Linked DNA regions of Homo sapiens: region 2 is linked to region 1. Evidence: chromatin loops called from intact Hi-C (ENCODE). Cell type or tissue: pancreas. All regions are shown on one strand.

The links. A loop is a pair of places that touch in the nucleus more often than their neighbours do. Peaks named below come from ENCODE experiments on the same cell type or tissue, not always from the same donor. Only the 100,000 strongest peaks of a DNase experiment are listed, where the experiment ranks them.
Region 2: a loop joins it to region 1, with 4 times the contacts of the local background. A loop is called at or near these places in 2 of 110 quality-filtered maps.

What each region holds. Positions count from the first base shown.
Region 1 is chr22:20,976,063-20,984,062 of GRCh38, forward strand. It overlaps AIFM3 (AIF family member 3), which reads left to right. Exons shown (of 21, transcript NM_001386814.1): 10 at 153-244; 11 at 346-476; 12 at 589-704; 13 at 805-876; 14 at 970-1,033; 15 at 1,638-1,714; 16 at 1,826-1,943; 17 at 3,209-3,307; 18 at 3,565-3,640; 19 at 3,958-4,062; 20 at 4,685-4,705; 21 at 4,930-5,296. The coding sequence ends at 4,969. LZTR1 (leucine zipper like post translational regulator 1) reads left to right here and starts at 6,235. Exons shown (of 21, transcript NM_006767.4): 1 at 6,235-6,509; 2 at 6,965-7,027. The coding sequence starts at 6,310. RefSeq lists enhancers at 3,338-3,632, 5,683-5,762, 5,813-5,912 and a silencer at 6,303-6,432. In pancreas, no CTCF peak of the experiment used is centred here; DNase peaks (open chromatin) are centred at 3,329, 5,041, 5,889 and 6,209; H3K4me3 peaks cover 1,990 bases; H3K27ac peaks cover 1,170 bases.
Region 2 is chr22:20,761,755-20,769,754 of GRCh38, forward strand. It overlaps PI4KA (phosphatidylinositol 4-kinase alpha), which reads right to left. Exons shown (of 55, transcript NM_058004.4): 20 at 3,831-3,939; 21 at 3,346-3,482; 22 at 3,063-3,196. Among named protein-coding and RNA genes, the nearest start is that of SERPIND1, 8.4 kb to the right of the region's middle. In pancreas, no CTCF peak of the experiment used is centred here; no DNase peak of the experiment used is centred here.

The DNA.
Region 1 (8,000 bases):
GCGTAAAGAATGAAGCCCAGGTGGCAGGATCTGTTTTAATGGGAGCTTCTCAGAGGCTGTGGCTGGGCTGTGGGTGTACTGCAGGACCGGGGAGTGGGCGGCGAGGCCCAGCCCCATGCCCAAGCTCATGCTCTGCCTGGTGGGGATTGCAGGTGGTCACAGTGGACGTGAGAACTAAGAAGGTCGTGTTCAAGGATGGCTTCAAGCTGGAGTACAGCAAGCTGCTGCTGGCACCAGGGAGCAGGTGGGAGGGTCTCCTTTTTACCCATCGGACACTAGGCAGGGCACTGGCCTGGACGGGGCTGGGGCTGCCAGGAGGCCCTCACTGACACGGCCATGTCTCAGCCCCAAGACTCTGAGCTGCAAAGGCAAAGAAGTGGAGAACGTGTTCACTATCCGGACGCCAGAGGATGCCAATCGCGTGGTGAGGCTGGCCCGAGGCCGCAACGTGGTCGTCGTGGGAGCCGGCTTCCTGGGTGAGAGGTAGTGGGCAGTGGAGATGGTGGTCAGGTCGTCATGGCCAGTCCCAGGGAAGTTCTGGTCGAGGAAGGTGCAGGTGCCAGCCTGCCACCCCCTGCCCATCACCAGGGATGGAGGTGGCCGCTTACCTGACGGAGAAGGCCCACTCTGTGTCTGTGGTGGAGCTGGAGGAGACGCCCTTCAGGAGGTTCCTGGGGGAGCGCGTGGGTCGTGCCCTCATGAAGGTGAGCCCACCCCAGCACCCAGTGCCTTGGAGCCCTGGGGCCCAGCCCGGCCCCTGGCTGGGCTCTCATCCACCGCCCACCTGCCCACTTGCCCTGACAGATGTTTGAGAACAACCGGGTGAAGTTCTACATGCAGACGGAGGTGTCTGAGCTGCGGGGCCAGGAGGGAAAGGTGGGCCCTTCTCCCTTCTCCCTGCTGCTTTCTGTCCTCTGTCCCCTGAGCCTGGGAGCTGGGTCCACCTGTTTATCCACCCACTCCCCACAGCTGAAGGAGGTTGTGCTGAAGAGCAGCAAGGTCGTGCGGGCTGACGTCTGCGTGGTGGGCATTGGTGAGTTGGTGTGTGGGCAGGCAGGCACAAAGCAGCCCAGCCGTCTGCACATGCTCACATGTGACCTTGGGCTAGTCCCTTCCCCTCCCAGAGCCTCAGTTTCCACCACATCTGTCAAATGGGAACCCCCAACCGCCCCCACTTTACGGAGCTGTTGGGGAAGGTATGTACTGGGCTCAGCCCAGGCCTGGCACAGTGGATGCTCCCAGTGCCCGCTGCCCAGTAACACTCATCTCCATGCCCTGCGAGAGTTGACATAGACGAGACTCGAACTGGCTTCTGCTCCAGCTGAAGTGCCAATTTGGGTAGGGGCCAAGATGGGAGGTGGTAGCACCTGCAGGGGCTGAGGAGGTATGGCATGCTGTCCCTCCACTTAAGGGCCTCATGGAGCACTTCTTGGAGAAGGTGATATCTGAGGTCTTGCGGGAGGCACCGGGTCTGTGGGAGACCGGGTAGTGGGGACCAGGGTGCATGAAGGCCTCAGGTAGACAGCCCCTGGAGGATCAGTCTGGGGCTGGCACATCAAGCGCATGCTGTAGGGTGTGGAGAGTGACTACGCAGAAGGCAGGGACAGGGGAGTGGACACAGGCTTCCGTCCTGTCAGGTGCAGTGCCCGCCACAGGCTTCCTGAGGCAAAGCGGCATCGGTTTGGATTCCCGAGGCTTCATCCCTGTCAACAAGGTGGGGTGGATGGCACTGGGTGGGGAGGACCCGGTGCTGGGCTGGGAGTGGCAGGAGGTTCAGGTCAGGGCCCCTGTCACACCCATGGAGCTCTGGGCCCTCTCTCTACAGATGATGCAGACCAATGTCCCAGGCGTGTTTGCAGCTGGCGATGCTGTCACCTTCCCCCTTGCCTGGAGGAACAACCGCAAAGTGAACATTCCACATTGGCAGATGGCTCATGCTCAGGGTATGGCCAGTCCCGAGGCACATGGAGGGGTGGGAGGGAGTCTCAGGGTCTCAGTGTCCCCATGCCCATGCCTCAGTTGCTGACCTTGGGTCCTGGACACTGTTAGGCATCAAAGCTCTGATGTGGATTCTCTGGCCAGCCTCATCTCGGCGATCCAGCCAACACAGAGAGCGACACCCCACTGAGCCAGCCATAGCTCCTCAATCTCAGTTTTCCTTCTGGTAGTCTCTCCCTTTTTTGTCTTCAAGGACATATATTCTGCAGAATTCCTGATCAACCTGTGCATTACCCTGGGGAGGGAGGGAGGGATTTAGTGGATCACCTTCCCATTTATGCCTCTGTTTCCCTTGGGCCACTCAAGTATCTCTGTGAACTCAGTTCAGCCTCATGCAGGTCCCCGAGGTGCCATCTGAGCCCAGAGACGTGGGCTCAGTGGAGGCACTGTGCTTTCTGAGGAATAGCTTTCCCCTCCTGATGTTTGCTGGCCACCAAGTCCCCCAAGCCTCATCCACTGTGCACATCTGGTCTGGGCCCCTAAGCTGCAGGTGCCATCACATTAGTTGCCTCACTGCCTCAGAGAGAGGACTGCCAGACTCCCAGCCTGGGACAAAGGACTTCTCTGCACCCATCTCCCCTTTCCTCTGCCTTTACACCTGAGGGTCTGCTGCTTGAAACCCCACTTCTGGTACCAATTTCTATTCAAGTCCAAAGTCGAAAGTTGTTGCTAGGTTGTAAGTAACCAAGGCAACTTATCAGCCAAGTATAATTAGGATTTAACTGAGAGAGTTTAGGGGACTTTGAAGTACATCCAACTACAGGGGTCTACTGGGGCCTCATAGGAACTGGGGAGCCATCCACACTGGTCTCTTTGGGGCCTTGTGTGTGGCTGTCATCTGTGCTTCCCTGTGTACTTGTGCCCCATTTTCCTCCCTCTTCAGACCTGATACGTCTGATTAGGTGTCTGTGTGCACAGCTGAAATGGTGGCGTACTCCCCCAACCCCAAGAAGCAGACCTTCCAGAGTCAGGGCACTTTATTCAGATTCTTTAAGGAAGCAATCAAGTGGCTAGCTTTGAGGCAGGTGTTCCCCTGCACCAGTCAGCTGCAGGTGCAAGTGAGCAGTGGGCTGAACAATGATGTCTCTTGACCTCTGGGGAGACCAGGAGGAGTAGCCACACGTGTCAGGGGTCCCCAGGGCATCAGGAGCAGGTAGTGTGGGAGTGGTAAGAGCGAGAGTTAGGGTTCTCACGGCCCTGGGTCCCGCAGGGCGCGTGGCAGCCCAGAACATGTTGGCGCAGGAGGCGGAGATGAGCACTGTGCCCTACCTCTGGACCGCCATGTTTGGCAAGAGCCTGCGCTACGCGGGTAACCCCGGGGCCTCGGATGGGGGCGGGGCCGAGGGCGTTTAGGGGCGGGGCTTGGGTGTGGGGCGGGGCTGGGAGCCTAGGGGCAGGGCTATGACCGCACTAGGAAGAGGCCGGTAAGAACTCGCTGGCGGCAAGGCTACGAACTACCTAAAAGGACGTATGGAGCAGGGCCTGGGCGGGGTTAGGAGGGGATCCTGTGACGTCTCGTTCCCTCCCCCGGCTCACGTGGGTGCCACCCACCTGCCCGGCCCACAGGCTACGGAGAAGGCTTCGACGACGTCATCATCCAGGGGGATCTGGAGGAGCTGAAGTTTGTGGCTTTTTACACTAAGTGAGAGCACCGGGGTGCAGCTTGGCGCGAAGCAGCGGGAGCTCAGTCGGGAAGGGGGATTCATCCCAGGCAAAATCCCAGAACAAGAGCCCAGCCCTGAGCCCCGCTGAGGAGTGCTGGAGCTTCCTTAGGAAAGCCCGAAGCTTGTGCACGGTCAAGCCGCGATGTGCAAAGCAGGGAGGGCTGGGTGCTCAGGCCATTCTTGTTGCCCTGGGGTAGGTCCTTCCCTGGGCCCCAGATGGACAGCAGTGCATCAGGGTTTTCAAAAAGGGGCTGCTGCCTCGCAGTCCTCAGGCTTGGCCATCCTCTCCTTGCAGAGGCGACGAGGTGATCGCCGTGGCCAGCATGAACTACGATCCCATTGTGTCCAAGGTCGCTGAGGTGCTGGCCTCAGGCCGTGCCATCCGGAAGCGGGAGGTGGAGTGAGTGTGGGTGTGGGAAGCCTGGGGGTGGGAGTAGTTCCCTGGAGTACTGGCTAAGGTGCCTATGACAGCCAGCCGCCCCCACAACCCTCCAGGGCCTTTCCCCTCTTGGTTTGCATCGCCTGAGGCTTACAGGACTACAGGGAGGTGTGGGGCAAGGATCATGGTTTGAGAGCAGGCTGGTTATGTGTTCATGGTGGATGGAAGGGATAGAGATGTGTGTCACCAGGCAGGGCCAGTGCTGTGGGAAGGGGTCAGGGCCCAATGCATGGGCAATCACCAGGCGTGGGACACCTAACTGGACATAGTTGTGCTGAGCCTGGCAGAAGCTAGGTGGGAAATGCAGCTACTGATGCCCTGGGTATGCCCTCCACATAGATGGTGGGGGTGGTTCTAGGTTTCACTCAACACCAGCCAGTTCCCTTATCCTGGTGTGGTGTCAATGAGATTCACCCTCTGGGAGAGAGCTCCCAGGGACTGGGGACAGCCTGGAGGCCACTGGGAGGCTATGAGACAGGGGCAGGCTTCAGGCTGGAAACAATGGAGGACCAGAAGGGGACATGATAAATGACATGCTCTCTCCTTGGCCTTCTCTCCGTTTCTCTCTCTTGCCTTCGTGAAGGCTGTTTGTGCTGCACAGCAAGTACGTGTGTCCTTCATGTTGACCGTTCTGAGCCTTTCCCATGTCAGCCCAGACCCTCCACCCAATGGTCTTATCTCCCTCTGTCCAAGTACACCTCCCTGCTGGGCACTAGGGTCTGGCACAGAACAGACCCCCTGCTGTCCTCAAGGGCCAGCTGTTCAGGGTGCCCAGAGTGGAGAGCCTGTTTTCTTCTGTCTTGACCCCTCCTCCCCTCACTCCTGCAGGACTGGCGACATGTCCTGGCTTACGGGGAAAGGATCCTGAGCTCACATGCAGTAGACTTGGGCAGGCAAAGGGGGCACCAAGGGCACAGGCCAAGCCTTGGGGGCAGGTGCCAATCTCCAGTCCCAGGATCCCCCAGGGCAGAACCTGAGCCCTCCCAGTGCTTGCCTTCAGCCACCTGGCTCCCCTCCTGGGAGGCCTCTGCTGGATCCAGAAGATGCTCAACCCTCAAGGCCTCTGCTGCCACTGACAGCTGGCACTGGAGGCAGGACAAGCCCTGCCTCTTCTCCCTCTATTGGGACTGGTCCCCTGAAGAACCCTGCAACACGTTAAACATTACCGTAAAATTAAAACGCACAAATTTGCAGATCTGTATGACTCCCAGTGTAATTGGGCCAATAGGCACAGGACCAGACCACAGGGAAACAGGCACAATCACAGAATGCCAGGTGCCACACCAAGGAAATTTGGCCTGTGAACGCCCAGAGGAGGTAGCAACTAATTCTGCGCCCCAAGCCCTCCCACATCCCTCTCCCCCTCTGCGATCAGCGAACGCTTTTTGCTTTTGGCTCTGAGTTTTGAAGGAAGGGTATTCCAGGTAGAAGGGACAACATGCCCAAAGGTCTTGAGATAGTAAATGCTCCTTCAGAGGTGGCTCATGCTTGACACTTTGGGGCATTTGCCCACTTAGGGCTGTGGGAGCTGTGTCCTGAGACAGACCCCATGCTTTTCATAGCCGGAGCATTCTCAATCCCCATGTCGGAGGTGAAGGAGCTGAGGCCCTGCTAAGTAGGAATGAGAATCCAGAGGCTCCTCGCCGGGCTGCCTCTCAGTCAGTAAGAAAGCCAAGGGGAGAGGGGAGTTGCTGGGGGTCAGGGCTGAGGGCGCTAGCAGGAAAGGGAGCGTTGAGCCGCCTGCAGAGGCCGCTGCGAGCCCGGAACCCTCCATGGGGGATCCCGGCAGCGGCAGACGATCCAGGCCGGAGCCACGCGCAGACCCAGGGCATGCCGGGAACTGCGAGCCGGCCGCGGGTCTTCGGGCTGCGTGGGCCTGGGAGGCGCCGGGAAGAGCAGTCGCGACGGGGCTAGGGACGACACACTGCATTCACTGGAAGGGACAACGCAGCGCCAGTACATAGCCTGAAACGCTCCCCAGAAGGTCCCACGCTCGCCGCGCGGTCGACAACCGCATCCTGCGCTCGCCCGCGGTGTCTCGGCAAGCGGTAGGCTTGTCGGGAAGAGCTGGAGGGCGCAAGTGCGGCGCTGGCCGGACGTGCCGCACCGTCAGCGCAGGGCTCGCCGGGAAATGTGGTTTCTCCAGCCGGCCCGGGGCGGTGGCCGCAAGTTGGGCTTACAGCGCGGCCGATCCGGCGTGGACCCGGGATGGCTGGACCGGGCAGCACGGGGGGGCAGATCGGGGCTGCGGCCCTGGCAGGCGGCGCGCGGTCCAAGGTAGCCCCGAGCGTGGACTTCGACCATAGCTGCTCGGACAGTGTCGAGTACCTGACGCTCAACTTCGGGCCCTTCGAAACAGTGCATCGCTGGCGGCGCCTCCCGCCCTGCGACGAGTTCGTGGGTGCCCGGTACGGTGGGCTTCATGGGGTCCTGAGGACAGGAAGGGCGATCTGCGAGGGTCCCAGGGCGGGTCCAGGGGCGAAGCCGGGGGGTGGTGTCCTGGGGTAGGATCTGGTAATGAGGTGGATGGTGCTGTACAGGACGCTGTTCAGGGCAGGGGAGAGGGTTCCGAGGGAGTCCCAGAGCCCGATGTCCCGGGACAGGGTACTGGAACTAAGTTGTGTTTGTGGATATTGGGCTGGGGTCCCAGGTGCTCTGAGGTGGGGTGAGGAGTCCAGAGAGTCCTGGAGCCGTGTCAGGGGTCCTCACTTGCAGGATGATTGGTGTTATCTTAGAAGATGATGGATCTTAGCAGTTGAGAGGTGATACCTAACTTCCGTGGCAGCTCTCCTGCTTAGTCCCATTCCTTGGGTGCCCCCCAGGAGGGTCCTGTCCTTACCGCCCTCCACTCCTTTCTTTCCAGGCGCAGCAAGCACACAGTGGTGGCCTATAAAGATGCCATTTATGTATTTGGTGGAGACAATGGGTGAGTGAGTCTCAGCATCAGTGTTTGGACCAGGTAGGGAGAAGTACTGTGGTCAGGGACTGGGCCTGTCCAGCTCCATTACTGTCCTTTCAGATGCTAGCTGGTGCCTCTAAGCTTCAGTTTCCCCATCTGTGAGATTCCTTGCACTCACCTCCCTGGTCGTGGTGAGGATTAAATGAGATCCTGCACTCATGGTCCTCAGCACAGCTTCCAGTGGGTGGCACATGCTCAGTATGTGGAAATGTCCCTCTTCTGAGTAGATGCAGCCTTGAAAGAAACACAACCACCCTTGCGGCCAGCCCTGCCAGGCACTTTTCTTTCCCTGTGCCTCATCGGTATGGAGGACACAGTTTTATTTATTTCATGCATTTTTCACTTTTTGTGGGGGTTTTCCCAAATTGCTCCAAACATCAGGCAACAACGTGATGTTTTGTTGGTGGGCACACCTCCTTTCACATAAACTGTCTCCACTTAAGTTGTGGCTGGTTTCCTTATGCAGAGGGTGGAGTATTTGCACATGACTAGTTGTGTCCATGTGTCCTAGCCCTGCCTCTCAGCCCCAGGAACTAGCATGAAGCCCTGGAAGGTCTGGCCTCTTACTGGCTCTGCAGCCTTGGTCCTGTAGGCCTCCTTGGGGGGCGGGCTTGAGGATGGTGGGGTAGTCTGGACCCCACCAGGATCTGCATACTGGGCAGAAGAGCCTCCTTGGGCATGGTCCCCTGGCTTCAAGCCTGTCTTCCTCCCACTCTCTTTCCCCAGGAGTAGCCGGTGGGGCCCATTTACAAAAGCAAGTCAGAGTATGCTCCTCCTTGGCTCATCCTCCTGTAATGCCTCCCTGCCTCTCTGAGTAAAAGCCCAAGTCCTCATGAGAGTCTGCTGCTCCTCTGCCCTCAGTCCCTCACTGCACTGGGGCGGCACGGGCTGCCTTGCTATGTTTGGATTGTACCAAGTGCCCCCCTGCTCAGGCCCTTGC
Region 2 (8,000 bases), 210 kb before region 1:
TCTCTATGTGAGCTGTTACAAAAAAAGTCTGAGACATACTATTAACAGAAAAAAGGAAGGTGCAGGGAACACATGTCCAGCATGACCCCACTTACAGGTTTCCTAAAGGTCTGTCTTTGCATGTGTATGTGTAGGCTATGCATGCTTGCCTATGCACAGAAAATTTCTAGAGGAAAATTAAGAGGCCATTAACAGTAGGATAGTAGAAATGAAGTATTCACGTCTACAAAAGTGATACCTGTATTTTTTCATCTTTAGTATCTTCTGTACTATTCCAGTGTTTTCTCTTCTCTTTTTTGTTTTATGCACTCTGTACATTTTTCTTTTATGGTAAAAAAAATATCTTTAACCTCAGGGGGAAAGGGAGAAAAAGGAAAAAGCGCATGCACTTGTCCCATGGGTGCTGTGAAGGGCTGTTCAGAGTTCCAGGGGCTCCACTAAGGCAGCAGCGGCTCGGCAGGCCATGTCTTTTGGCCTCTGCACCAACCTGTCAAGAGTTAAGCCTCAGGAGGGCAGGCCAGGTGACTTTCAGCACACGCATTCGAGTGTGCACGTGCACACACCTTTAACTTGATTTCCCAAATTCTCCACTTTGTGGTTTTAAAGCTCTCTCAATACCCAGTGGCTGGGAACCTGAGCCAGGTTCCTGAATAAAGGCTTTGAGGTTGCCTCTCTATGCTAACAGAGTGCTCTCAAGGGCCTGGTAGGCAGCCCGAGGTGGAAGGTGGGCTCACAGGAGCTGCTATGGGCTGCGTCTTAGAGTCTTCCTCTGCCAGTTAAGAGCCCGTCCTGAGAACCTGAGAAAACTACTCAGGGGCATACTCATGGGAAAGGCAGAGGTAGCTCTGCCTTCAAACCACATGAGGTTGAGAGGGTCTGGAGATACCTCTTCTAGCCGTACATGCTGGGATGAAAGCCATGTTTTTGCTCTGTTTGGGTCTGGCTTGTTTTGTTTTGGCTGTTTTTTCTTTGAAAATACATTGTTTAGAAAAAAGACTACAAACAGCTATACTAACAGGCTATAGGGGATGACAGTGAGGTCAGTGTTTTTTCTCTCTCTACTTATTTTGCAAGATTTTGTATAAATGTTTTGTTTTTATAAGACAGGGTCTTTTGCCCAGGCTAGAGTGCAGTGGTTTGATCATAGCTCACTGCAGCCTCAACCTCCTAGGCTTAAGCAACCCCCTTGCCTCAGTCTCCTGAGTAGCTGGGACTACAGGCATGTGCCACCACAACTGGCTAGGTTTTTTTGCTTTTTTTTTTGGGGGGGGGGGGGGTTAGAGACAAGTTCTTGCTCTGTTGCAGAAGCTCAAAACTTCCGGGCTCAAGTGATCCTCCCACCCCTCAAAATGCTGGGATTAGCCATTTGTTTTTTTGAGACAGAGTCTCACTCTGTCGCCCAGGCTGCAGTGCAGTGGCACCATCTTGGCTCACTGCAACCTCCACCTCCTGGGTCAAGCAATTCTCCTGCCTCAGCCTCCTCAGTAGCTGGGACTACAGGCATGCACCACCACATCCAGCTAATTTTTATATTTTTAGTAGAGACGGGGTTTCACCATGTTGGTCAGACTGGTCTCGAACTCCTGACCTCAGGATCTGCCTGCCTCGGCCTCCCAAAGTGTTGGGATGACAGGAGTGAGCCACTGCAACCGGCCGTGCCTAGCCATTTTTGTGCAATGTTCTTTTTTTCTTTTTTTTTTTTTGAGACGGAGTCTCGCTCTGTCGCCCAGGCTGGAGTGCAGTGGCGCGATCTCAGCTCACTACAAGCTCCACCTCCTGGGTTCATGCCATTCTCCTGCCTCAGCCTCCTGAGTAGCTGGGACTATAGGCACCCGCCACCACATCTGGCTAATTTTTGTATTTTTAGTAGAGATGGGGTTTCACCACGTTGGCCAGGCTGGTCTCGAACTACTGGCCTCAGGTGATCCACTCGCCTTGGCCTCCTAAAGTGCTGGGGTTACAGGTGTGAGCCACCACATCCAGCCAAAATAAAAGACACTTACAATGAAAAAAGAACAAAGTCAACACTCCCTTGGCTCTGTGGGACTTGGGGAGAATGCGTCACTGATTTCCACATTTGGCTGTGTGTGGAGCCCCGGGCTGAGGGCAGGGAGGAGGAGACTGAGCAGGAGGGTAGGGTGCATTCCCATGCAACCAAAGCACTCTGCCTTTCTTTTATGTATTGAGCTTTCAAGGACTATTTTACTAGAGGGTTGGTGGCAACAATGAAAGGCTAAAATAGTGTTTTCCAAATAGCCTTTCTCTCAGGAACACTTTCTTTTTCAAATCATTTGGGAAAGAAATTATTCTACGACTTATTTGCATCCCTCCCGACTTAAGCTGAGTGTAATTTGACCTTTTCTTGACAACAGGAATCATCATTTTGTAGCCAATGTACTCAGCTGCTGTCCCAGGGCGCCTGAGGCCTCAGCACAGTGGGTCTGTATAGCACTGCCTACCTCACAAGCATGTCGGGGAGTGCGTAAACATGTGTAATGCAGCACAGTACCTGGTACAGCACAGACACTCAATCCAAGCTTACTTCTGAGGTCAACATGATAACAGCTGTAGATCCTAAGTGTCACTACCACTGTTAGGACTGCTGTGGCCACAGATGTGTCCTGAGCATCGGGCCACATGCAGGACTGTTTTGGAGCCGGCCCCACCCCATGTCGCATTTGCTGTTTGTACTCAACCATGGTCCTGGGAAACAGCTCAGTGAGTGTCCTAGACACGCACTCAGCGAGGCTGGGTCCTCAGAAGGGCCTCGCTCAGTCCGTGGGCTGAGTTCACAACACTGACTGCAACTGCTCAGAAGCCTGTTTCCTATCAGAGAGAAGATGATGCGGAGCTTAGATACTGGGAGGTGTTACTATACGTGGTGTCTGGTGGTCATGAAGGAGGGGCATACGAGAAAAGTAGAGGGTGTTTTTGCTTGGTTTTTCAGAAAGTTTGCATGTCTTGGGAGAAGTTGAAAAAAGTCTCATGCTTACGAGGGCACAAAAATGAAAACCCTGCTCAAATGTGGATGTGCATGTGCATGGTGGTGAAGGCACGTGTACCTCATGTACTCCAGCCGGTACACAGAGAGGAGGTAGGTGGACATGGCGAAGTCCAGCTTGTTGATGAGTGCGGACACCTCGGGAGGGGGGTCCAGCAGGTTGATGATAGTGCTGCGGAGCTCACTCAGCTCAGCCTGGAGGGAGAGAAACATCCGAGGGCTCATGGGGCATCCCCCAGGACAAACAGGTCCCAGTGGCTGGCAACATGTGTTAATAATGACAGTGAAAAGATCTGCCCTAATTGGCACAGAGAGCATGGTAAAAATGAGATGTGAATCCTTACGGGGGTGACCGTGTCATTCTTCATGGCTGAGTTATACTGGAGGACGGACCGCAGTGGCTCCTTGCTGGGAAAGGTGAGCAAGGGGGACTTAGTGGCTATTTCACAGACCCCCTCGTACCATTCTTCTGGCCAGAGTCCTGCAATAAAGTGAACATAAATGAGGAAATCACCTTGGTCGGAAAGCACTGCAGTGAGGTTGACTGACAATTTCTATAGTCATGGGTCCTTTGAGACAATTATCCCAAAAACTAGGCACAGAAACGAAGTCTGTTACCTGACTTGGACAGACTTTTCCTAAGGTGTATGGCATTCTCAGCACCCTAAACTACATCTGGGGACAGTAACACTTGCTAATACTTGCAGAAAGAAGCAGCTGCATGTGGACTCATTTAAACATGCTCACATTCATAATTACGTGGGCTCTGACCTCACCTTTACCTTCACTCTGCACTCCGTCTTCACTGGGAGAGAGATGATCCCCCTACCTGAGCCCTCCACAGCGAATCCCATCAGAACGGAATACAGCCAGAAGTCTCGGAAGAGCTTCTGTAACCGAGGCTTAGCTTCTTTGATGGGTGGCAGTCGTCGGGTGAGCTGATGTGCCAAGAAGAGAGGGAGAAAGGAGGTTATTTGCTGAGGAAACCCTAAGCCCTGTAGGTGTAAAATCAACCACAGATTCATTCTCTAAGAGCATTCTCAGAAACTCAGACTGGGTAGGAAAAGGCACACTGAGCAGTGATGATTCTGCCAATAAGCATTGTCCATCCACTCATTTACTGAGTCCCTAGTGTGCACCAGGTGCTGTGCCAGGGAGGAAAAAGCCCTGTTCCTGCACTTGAAGGACTTCCTGTCTAGTTTGGAGGCAGGTGAGCAACAGTTACAGTGGGGTGGAGTTCCCAGAGAAAGTGTCATGGGTCTCAGAGTTAACATTTGAGGAAAACTTAGCCAGGAAAGAAGAGAAGGCAGCCTGTCCAGCCACAAGAGCATTAGGTCCTAAGCCTGGCACTGTGGAGGGTAACAAATGCTCAGGAAAGGCAAACAATGGATGCGAGCCAGAGCTTGAGGAAGGGATGCCACTGGGGAGGCAGGGAGAGCACAAGAACTCTCATGGGCCAGGCAGCACAAATTTTCCAAACAGTAATCTTCGGCAGAATCCCCATATATGTAACAGGTAAAGCAGAGTTGCTTGGGTGCAGGTGAGGGGCTATTGTCCTTGTGTTCCTGCTCCAAATGCTGGGGGGAGGCAGGGAGAGACTCATCAGTGGTATAAATGGCTAAACTTGGCCAAGCACGGTGGCTCACGCCTGTAATCCCAACACTTTGGGAGGCCGAGGTGGGCAGATCACCTGAGGTCAGGAGTTCAAGACCAGCCTGGCCAACATGGTGAAACCCCATCTCTACTAAAAATACAAAAAATTAGCTGGGCGTGGTGGCAGGCACCTGTAATCCCAGCTACTCGGGAGATTGAGGCAGGAGAACTGCTTGAACCCAGGAGACAGAGGTTGCAGTGAGCCAAGATCGCACCATTGCACTCCAGCCTGGGCAACAAGGGCGAAACTCCATCTCAAAAAACCAAAAGGTTTAACTTGTGCACGATGCCCAGCTGGACAGGCTGATCCTTACGGACCCCCCAGTGGATGTTGAGCTCCCATCAGTGATGTTGAGCCTGTGGTAAGCGGGGGCTTTGCTACCCCCAAACACTTATGAGCACCTGGTATGGGCCAGGCACTGGGCCGGGAGAGAGGTGGGAGAGATGAAGACACCATCTCTTGAGGCAAGGAGGGCACAATGGGATGGGCTGTGACACATCATGCACAGCAGGCAGGACTGTAAACTGTCACAACACTTCTTTGAAAGCAATTTGGTAATATGCATCAGAAATTCTAAATATCCCCACATATTTCACCCAAAATCCCATCCCTGAGAAATCTATCCAAAAAATGTTAAAAAGCTGATTTAGGCACAAAAATGTTGCAACAGCAAAATAAATAGAAACACACTAGATGTCTACCTGAAAGGGACATTTAAATAAGTAATGGTATATTAAAAGTATAATAAATTGGCCGGGCACAGTGGCTCTTGCCTGTAATCCCAGCACTTTGGGAGGCCGAGGCAGGTGGATCACGAGGTCAGGAGATCAAGACCATTCTGGCTAACAGGGTGAAACCCTGTCTCTACTAAAAAATACAAAAACATTAGCCGGGCGTGGTGGCAGGCGCCTATAGTCCCAGCTACTCAGGAGGCTGAGGCAGGAGAATGGCGTGAACCTGGGAGGTTGAGCTTGCAGTGAGCCAAGATGGCGCTACTGCACTCTAGCCTGGGCGACAGAGCAAGACTCTGTCTCAAAAAAAAAAAAAGTATAATAAATTAATTATTTTTGAGATAGGGTCTCACTCTGTTACCCAGGCTGGAGTGCAGTGGCACAATCATCACTGCAGCACTGACCTCGATCTCCCAGGCTCAAGTGATCCTCCCACCTCAGCCTTCCCAGTAGCAGGGAGGACAGGTGTGCTCCACCATGTCCAGCTAATTATTATTTTATTTATACTTTTTGAGATGGAGTCTTGCTCTGTCGCCCAGGCTGGAGTGCCGAGGCACAACCTCAGCTCACTGCAACCTTTGCCTCCCAGGTTAAAGCAATTCTCCTGCCTCAGCCTCCTGAGTAGCTGGGACTACGGGCATGCACCACTATGCTCAGCTAATTTTTGTATTTTTAGTAGAGATGCGGTTTCACCATGTTGGCCAGGCTGGTCTCAAACTCCTGACCTCAAGTGATCTGCCCGCCTCAGCCTCCTAAAGTCCTGGGATTACAGGTGTGAGCCACCACACCTGGCCTAATTATTATTATTATTATTATTATTATTATTATTATTATTATTTCCAATTCAAAAATTTTAATTTAAAAGTAAACTTTAATGTCAAAAATGCAAACTTGGGGAGGGGAGAAAGATCACACGCAAAGCTGCCACTTCACACTTGCAGGGCTGCACGGCAGCTAGGCAAAGGTGTTCCTCAATTCCCAGACGGTGCGGCGGCCAGACAGAGGTGCTACTTACTCACTTCCCAGATGGGGTGGTGGCCAATGCCCGGCTTAATTATTGTTTTTCTTTTTTTCATACAAACAGACACCTTACTGACTTTTTACATTTTTTTGTAGAGAAAGGCTCTCACTATGTTGCCCAGGGTGGTATTAAACTCCTAGGTTCAAGAGATCCTCCCGTGTTGGCCTCCCCAAGTGTTGGAATTACAGGCGTGAGCCACCACACTCAGCCAAGAATCATATTTTCTAAGACTATTTGGTGACACATGTAGAACTCACAATATGTCAAGAGAAAAAAATCCAAAACGTATAAATAATATGATATAGATTTTAAAAAATCTAAATATATACATATAGAACAAAGATGGGAAAAAGCAGCCACATGTTAAGATTATTTCTGGGTTGCTAGGGATTTCACTCTTCTTCTTTAATGTCTATATTTCCTGGAGCTCTTCCATCAACATGTTCCTTTTACAATCAAAGGGAGGGTGCAGGTGCCGGTCCAGGGCTTGGCAACCTGTGTGGAAGAAGGCTCCACACCTCTGCTTGAGAGCCGCCAGGGCACTGTGTCCTTGGGAAGAGTGGGCCAAGACCTGGGGGTGCAGGGCAGGCTCTGGGTAGGTGCTGAGGAGGTGGGGCACTTTGGAGAGGGCTGTGTGGAGGGCAGCAGCAGACGGAAGCGACACAGGGCAGGAAATCTAGAGCCACACAGGATGTGGCCACAAAAGGACAGTTGACAAGGGGCTTCCAGTTCAGCTAGTGGCCAAGGACAGTGACAGTAAGAACACGCAACTGTGGGACTGACTGTCTCTGAAGTGACCGGCCTCCCAGGATAAGGTCCCAAGTGATGGTGGAGATATGAAGGGGTTTCCAGACTACAGAATTCAAGGCCTATGTGGCTAAGAGGTTCTGGTACCTTCTAAAGAGAACTAGACTTTGGTGGTTATGGAAAGGGTTGCGCTTCTAGAATGCTTCCCTCTCAATGAGAACAGTAGCTCCACGTGGCTGGGAAGTTCAAAGTGGTTTTGACACAGAAAAGAGGAAGTAAGTGGACTCTATCTTTGATTTGGGATCCTACTCCTGACCCTGTGAACTTCTTGGCTCCCTCTTGAGGACGTTGGCTTGAAAGTGGCTCTGTGGGTTCTCCCTGCTCTCTGACTTCTCCGAGCCTGCTGGCCACTGTCTTGGCTGAGACTGCTCTAGTCTCCAGAAAGGAGATCTGCTCACTCCTAAGAAGTATCAAGGTCAGGCCAGGTGTGGTGGCTCACGCCTGTAATCCCAGCACTTTGGGAGGCCAAGACAGGCAGATCAGGAGGTCAGGAGATCGAGATCAGCCTGGCTAACACGGTAAAACCCCATCTCTACTAAAAATACAAAAAATTAGCCAGGCGTGGTGGCACACACCTGTAGTCCCAGGTACTCGGGAGGCTGAAGCAGGAGAATCGCTTGAAACCAGGAGGCCGAGGTTGCAGTGAGCCAAGATTGCGCCACTGCACTGCAGCCTGGGCGACAGAGCGAGACGCCATTTCAAAAAAAAAAAAAAATCAAGGTCAGGGGGGAAGTGGGAAGACTGAAATAGATAAAGGATTCTAAAGAGATATAACAGTCAAATGCG